Linked DNA regions of Homo sapiens: region 1 is linked to region 2. The links are chromatin contacts, found by Hi-C or POLR2A ChIA-PET in ENCODE. All regions are on one chromosome and are shown on one strand. The core of a region is the stretch at or near the end of the contact, and the rest is flanking DNA. Distances in the headings are between cores, read along the strand shown. Region 1 overlaps LIPC (lipase C, hepatic type). Region 2 has its middle 130 kb from the start of AQP9.

Evidence for each region. A loop is a pair of places that touch in the nucleus more often than their neighbours do. ChIA-PET counts read pairs that join two places held with the same protein, here RNA polymerase II (POLR2A). Pooled maps may share reads with other maps.
Region 1: a loop to region 2 is called in a pooled map, with 2.7 times the contacts of the local background. The contact joins two enhancer-like sites. A Hi-C loop is called at or near these places in 5 of 168 maps with a recorded cell type or tissue (Caco-2, Calu3, PC-9 and 2 more), 2 of 37 single-sample maps with no recorded cell type and 5 of 50 pooled maps. POLR2A ChIA-PET finds 5 or more read pairs at or near these places in 5 of 52 experiments (BJ, HepG2, Panc1 and 2 more).

The regions. Positions count from the first base shown.
Region 1 is chr15:58,457,827-58,461,112 of GRCh38, reverse strand. All of the region lies in intron 1 of LIPC (lipase C, hepatic type), which reads right to left. The region is part of intron 2 of LIPC-AS1 (LIPC antisense RNA 1); the gene reads left to right. Among named protein-coding and RNA genes, the nearest start is that of LIPC, 27 kb to the right of the region's middle. RefSeq lists enhancers at 1,031-1,090, 1,121-1,260 and a silencer at 2,796-2,855. Within about 2 kb of position 1,282, at least 14 of the 41 ENCODE cell types and tissues checked have a DNase peak (open chromatin) inside an H3K27ac peak, as active enhancers do.
Region 2 is chr15:58,267,725-58,271,512 of GRCh38, reverse strand. No RefSeq gene overlaps it. Among named protein-coding and RNA genes, the nearest start is that of AQP9, 130 kb to the right of the region's middle. RefSeq lists an enhancer at 1,189-1,483. Within about 2 kb of position 1,307, at least 5 of the 41 ENCODE cell types and tissues checked have a DNase peak (open chromatin) inside an H3K27ac peak, as active enhancers do.

The sequences.
Region 1 (3,286 bases), core at 33-2,532, 190 kb before region 2:
CCAGCAGTGACCACTTCAAGCTCTGCACTTGAGAACTGCCGTCCTCACCTCACTTCTGGGTTTCTGCACATCTTCAAATTGGCCTTGGTGGCTTTCTTCCTTCCTCTGTAACCATCCTGTGGACCAACCCCAAACAAACCCCTCTTACATGCCATGTTCGGGTCAGTCCCTTGGTCAAAACCACTGGTACTTTCTCTCAGAGAAGCACCAATCTGGCCCATTGTCCTCTTGCAGATGAGAAAACTGAGAGCTAAAGAGGCCATGGGACTACGCCACCTGCCAAGGAAGTCTGTTCCTGAGCTCTGGGTCTCCTGACTTCCCATTCTCGCTGGCTGTTCTCTAACAGCTGCCCTCTTTTCCCAGCTCCAGAGCTTCTCTAAACTCTCCCTGGAAAACATCATGGCGAGTAGGAAATGGACCTGTGTGAGCTCTGCAGTGGGCCATTGAGTTTGCAGCCCAGCCTGGCCCTTACTGGCTGAGTGACCTTGAACAAGTGATGTCACCCATCAGAGCCTGGGTTTCCCAGCCGTGGAGAGCAGCGTTATTCTAAGAGCTCCCTTACAGGGTGAGAGTGAGGGTGGAAGACGTGATTATTACCTAAGTGGAGGGCTTGGTAGAGTGTCTGGCACGCAGTACGAGGCTGAGATGTTGAAGGCTACTCTCTGGTTGGGAGGCCATCCTGGCCCAGGGCCCACCTTAACTGTGCCCACCCTGCCTCCCATCCAGCCTTCACCTTTCCTTTTGCACATCCACATCCCAAGTCGGCCCCAGCCTTTCCTCTCACCATGAGCTGTTCTCCACTTCCTGAATTCCTCAAAGTCCTACCTCACTGCTTCTCCTGCAGAGTTAGAACTCCAGGAAAAAGCCAAAACTTTATTTCAGAACTCTGTTATAAACATCCTTAAAGACAGATGCCAGGTGGTGGGTGGGGCCGAGGCCCTGAGAGTGGAAGGGTTTTGGGGATGTTCATCGGCTTGAACAATGCTCATTGGGAGCTGAAAAGACTTTCAGAGCAGAGCCCTACAGGGTGCTCAGACGTAACCACCGTGGGCTTGGAAGCTGCAGTACGGGACCCATACAGCCTTCCCTTTGGGCCTCCAGGGTGAGCCTTGAGAGTTGTTTTCCCTTCTTAGGAAAAAGGGAGAGGTAGGTTCTTGCTAGGTGTGAGCCTGCTGCACCCACCAACTGGCTACCGTTCTGATCTCATAGCAACGCAGTGGCCCCACTCAGGGCCTCCCAGGGCCCCGCCTGTGAAGGAGGAAGCTGAGAGGAGTGCCCAGGGCTGAATCCCTCAGATACCTCTGTCCTTCCCCCAAGGGGTAAGGGAGCGGGCATCTGTTCCCGTGCAGGCGTCCTTGGGGACGGGTGTGGATTCCTTCCTGTGACAGCTGCAGAAGCCACCAGAACACGGTGCAGAGCACGAGGCTGATTTTCAATCCCAGTGTGGGCCACACCCTATGTGGGGGGAGTGTTTGCTTTTCCATAAATGTAAAAATTGCTTAATATGACTCCAGAGAAGACTAAACACCTGTTTGCTGGTGGACTCTCTCTCGTTTATTTTTTCTGTTTTCAGGAGCGGGTGGGACTTCCTCCAGAAACTGCTGGTTTCCTGAAAATCTGGACCATGCCTGAGACTTTTTTATGAACTTTTAGCTTTGTTTTGATTTATTTATTTATTGTGAGCTCTCTAAGGGACATCAAAAAAAAAAAAGAAAGAAAAAAGTCGATTCTCCAAAAGATTTTCACTCAAGCTTAGCAAAGGACAGAACTACAATGTCACCAGCAAATGTTTGCCCCTCACTGAGCATTCTCCAAAGTGAGGTCTCTAAAAAGACACTGTCTATGTCACTTCCTGCTTGCTGGGAAAAGCCAAAGTTTCACTAGGCTTTGACCCAGAGGTCGTCTTGCAGTGAGGGAGGCCATCTCCTCCTGATGTCCACTGGGCCTTTGGTTTTCAATGACTGAAAGCTGTTTTTGTCCCAGCAGAACTACAAAATACATACCTCACCTAAAAAAATAGGAGGCATGACTACCATCTCTCCCTCTTGGAATGTATTGCACCTATAGCCAAGGGGAGATGTATAGCCTTCTCAATGTTCTATGACCTAGCACCTTTTTCTCTTAAATATTCACTAGAAAACTAATAAAGCCATGGACATACTCTGATGTTATCGATGGCAGATTTTGGGGTTGACCTAATGTACTTTTTCCCCACTTAACGCACAACTTAATCATCTCCTGAGGAACAAAGAGATGGTGGCAAAAAACCCTCTGTAAAACCTTTTTCCTGTTCCACTGGGAAACCAGGATCAAGGACAAGGGACAGGAATGGTGCAGGGACAGGAGCTAGTTGTATAAGATGTGTAATTTTGAGGGGCAGAGGGGTGACCAGATTCTGCTGGCAAGGGCTGAGAAACAGGGAGTTCTTTGGTTTCTGATGGGGAAAGAAACCATAGAGTGTTATTTAGCCCTGTTGGAAAGCTGGTCTCTGAAAACTGAAAGCACCCAAGATAACGGGGATAAAGATGGGAAAAGGTTAGAGGTGGGAAGGGTTAGAGGTTGCAAAGCCTCAAGTAAGACTTATTCTTTGGGTGGTGTCATTCTAAATGTTTTGACTTGGAGGAAAGAGCTGGGAATGAGGACAATGTCCCTGCTATTATAACAGCAGCATATGCACCAACATAAAGAAAAATCCTGTTTAAGAAAAACCTGCCTGGGCTGTGCTTTAATTGCAAGAGGTAGAAGGACGTGGTGGGGGAGGCTCAGCTGCTGGTCTAACAATAGCATAAGCCGACCTTGCTCAGGGGAAGTCCATTGCTAAACTTCAAAGTTCAGTCTGTGAACTTCACATTTAGGAAGCACTTCCTGATGACCTCATTTAAAATTTTATTCTTCCAAGGGACACAGTACAGAATATATGGACTTACATTTTTTTTTTTTCTCCAGCAATTTCCCTGCTTCTGTAGGAGTAAAAAAACGGAAACAGGTGCTTATGTATTTATTTTTAAAGCTCCCTAGCTACTAAGGACAGCAAGGACTTTTGCCATTTAATTTTTGTTATTGTCTAGCTCATGAAAATGTATTTCTTAATCCTCCAGCTACACATATTCCTGATGAGAAAAAGTATAAACTGGTATGTCCTATGCACTCTAGGAGCCCTTGATTTAAGACTAACCACACGGCATGTACACAGACAGCCATGTAGAAAATGCCTGCAGAGCCAGCATCAGGGGCAGGATGGAGACATGGGCCCGGGATAGAGTGGAAAAGGAATTGTGTGAATCAC
Region 2 (3,788 bases), core at 58-2,557:
GCTCTTAGTTTAATTATTTGTAGGCAATCTGTCTCTTGTTGCTTTGAAGATTTTTTTTTTTTTTCTGGTCTGGAGTTTCCTATCAATGTTCCAGGTTTTTATCTTATTTGGGAGTCTGTGTTTCTTCCATCGGTGGAGTCATTTTCAGAAAATCTCTATCAATTCTGGAAAAATCTCTCCCATTAACTTTCCAAACATTGCCTTCCTAGTTCACTCTGTTTTGTCTTTCTGGAACTCCTATTATCTGCATTTCAATGCTTTTTATTCTTTTCTCTATGTATTTTATAGATATTTTTGTCTAACTTTCTGTGCTGAATTCTGTGCAGATTACTCAGTTCTTCTTGTCCACTATTTTCTCTACAGCTATGTTTAATCAGCTACTGAGCTCATTCTTTGAAGGCTTGTTTTTCATTTGTAAAAGTTTTATTTGGTTATTTTTCGAATCTGCCTGTTCTTGTCAAGTCTCTCCTTTTTCTACTAATTTACAAATTTTCTTTTAAGCGTATTTATAATCTTTTCTTTTGGATTGTTTTATTATCAGAAGTTACTTTAGTTCTAAGCCCATTCTAAATTCTTTATTCTAAGTACTTTAGTTCTAAGCCCATTTAGTTCTAAGCCTGGTTCTAAATTCATTATTGTATTTTACTGTATATTTGACAATACTTAAGGGTTGTTCCGTTGTGAGTTTTTAAATTTTGGATTGGATGTATATTCAGTATTTCGCTTTTTGGAGAATGCTATGCCACCTTGGTTGAGGAAGTAACCCTTCATAATGTTTTTGTGTTTACTCATGCTAGGTAATATAAATTTGTATCTTTAATAGCATAGGCCAGAGATTTTTGATGTCTCAGTGGTATCAGTCTGGGTCTAATCGGGAGACAGAAACCACACATAATAACTTAAATAAGTTAATTTACTATAAGGCATTATTAAGCTATGTTAACAGAGTAACTAAAATGATGTAAAGGGAATGCTACATTGAGACTCTAGGGCTGAGAGAGAATACCCAAGGAAGGGCACATTTGGATAGGATGGGGCCTTCTTGAGGCTGGGGTTCAAAACTCATTGGCAAAGATGTGGCTGCAGCTCACAGGAAGGAGAGGAGTTTACTGCGGCCCATCCGCAGTTGCTGGGCAAACAGGAAACACAAGGTGTAAAGTCTGGAGCATGGGAAGTCTGTGTCAGGAGGACCATGGAAAGGTGGTCACAGGACTGGCTGGAATGGTGAGGTCACCGAGGGACCGTGCAGAACACCACTGGATGTCCCCCTTCACCCACCCTGCTGACCAACCCTGCAGCAGGAGCAATAAAAAGCCAAACCCCTCACACAGAAACCAGGAAGAGAAGCCCTTTTCCTCCTGCAGTGTCCCTCCAGTGCCCTCTGCTGACAAGTATAGTATGATCCTTACTGTGAAGGAGAAAGGCTTACAGTGTTCAGACTGTGATCCCAGACCAGGTATTACAAGTTCAAAGCTGAGAGGCAATAAATTAATAAATGCCTCAATTTATCAATCCATCTGGATTGGTATATTTTCTTCTCCAGAATGTGAGCAAAGACACCCTTGATCTATTTGCCAGTAAATTGATTATTGTTAGTCCACCTTTCTCTGCAGGTGCCACCCTTTGAGAGTTCAGGTTTTAAGCAGCGGCCCTGTTCCCACTCCCTACCTCATGTGGACTCAAGGACTTCTTTCCTTTTCCCACGCGGGCATTAAAGCCGGCGCCCCTAGGAAACTGATGTCAATATCTTCTCATCCAATTTGGCAGCTGCTCATCACTTACTACTTTTCTTTTATGGTCTCTTTTCATTTTCATCACTTGGGAATTTCCCTTTCTTGGTTGTGAACGCAGCTGTGCATTAAAAACAAAGTGACACACATTATACCTAGCATTTCTAAGAGGTCTTAGAGGGAAGAGTTCAGTCTCCATTCCTCTGGCAGCTTAACAATACCTGTTCTTGTTCTCTCTTGCAAGTTTCTGGGCCAGATACCTTTTTTTTTCCTCTTTTTTTTTTTTTTTTTTTTTTTTTTTTCCAGAAAAGGTCTGGCTCTATCACCCAGGCTGGAGTGCAGTGGCACTATCTCAGCTCACTGCAACCTCTGCCTCCTGGGCTCAAGCAGTCCTCCCACCCCAGCCTCTTGAGTAGCTGGACTATAGGCATGCACCACCATGCCCAGATCATTTTTGTATTTTTTATGGAGACGGGGTTTTGCTATGTTGCCCAGGCTGTTATTGAACTTGTGAGTTCAAGCAATCACCTGCCTCAGCCTCCTAAAGTGCTGGAATTAGAGGAGTGAGCCGCCACGCCCAGCCTTGGGCCAGAAAACTTCTTGAGACATATGCTAGAAGATTTAAAATGTAAATAAAATAACCCTCACTGCGAGTTGCATTATTTTATTTTAGCATATCATCAGACCATGGCTGCTAGTTTAGGTGATTAATAGCTAGACTATCTCAAGCTTGGTGAAGTGGCTTGTACAGTGCTTGTCACCTGTAACTTTCATATGTGCATTTTTAAAACACTGCAGAGATGAATTTGTGGCAGCAAGAAGGGATTTTAATCTCCACCTGAGGGCTCTGCATACTTTGGTGGGTGTGTAACCAATTTCCATTTCATTAGTTATGTAAGATGTGACTTAACTCAATAACTGGATCCGACCCACATTTCTGATTTACTTCAGCAATGTATTAGCAAACATATAGGTTACGCTATGCATTGGCCTTACCCTTAGTTTAATTTTGGAGGTTGGTGTATTGTTTTACTGGGGAAACGTGTGCCCTAGAAATGTAAGGAGACTTTCCTCTGAGCTTCTGACACATTTTGCATACATCTAGACTATACTGCCTATCAATTGCAATGTAGTTTTTGTTTACTTGCTGACATTCCCTTCCAATTAGATCTTTGAGGATGAGATCTTTTTATCTGCCCCAGGGCCTCACACAGCTGCAGAAAGGAGATGATAATTAAATAATTTTTGAGTAAAGCACATTTTGCCTAGGATCATACAACTAGAAGTAACTCAGCATAACTTGTGTGTGCACCCACTATACTTCAGTACTTTAACTGCAGCAAAAGGCATGTGAGGGAATTATGGCTGGGTAGGTAAGCAGATTCCAGATCTTTGAATATTTCGTATACCATACTTGGATTTTTGAGTTCTCTTAAGGCCATGGGGAACCATTCAGGAGTTTCCATGTGAAGGGTGAGATGATGAGAAATGCATTTGTAAAGATCAATTTGTTGGTTTTATGTAGATCCTATAACCATTTAAATGGCTCTTATGAAATATTGGTGGAATGAGAATGAATACAAGAATGAATCAGGAGGTGCACCTTGGCTCTCCACAGTACACTTTGGTTCTATTGTCTGAGACAGAGTGCTAGCTGGGAGGTGTTTTGGACTGAACTGTGGCCTCTCCAAATTCATATGTTGAACTCCTAGCTCAGGACCTCAGCATGTGACAGTATTTGGAGATACCAAAGAGGTAATTAAGTTAACATGAGACCATTAGAGTGGGCCCTAATCCAATCTGATGGGTGTCCTAATAAGAAGAAAAGATTAGGACACAGAGAGAGACACCAGGGGTGAGCATGCATAGAGGGAGGAGCCTGTGAAGAGGCAGCAATAGGGCGGCCATCCACGAGCCAAAAAGAGCGGCCTCAGAGGAAACCAACCCTGCTGGCATCTTGATCTTGGACTTCCAGCCTCTAGAACTATGAAAGAAGAAATTTCTGTTTGTTGCCACCCAGTCTGCAATATTTTGTTATGGCAACCTTAGCAAACTAAT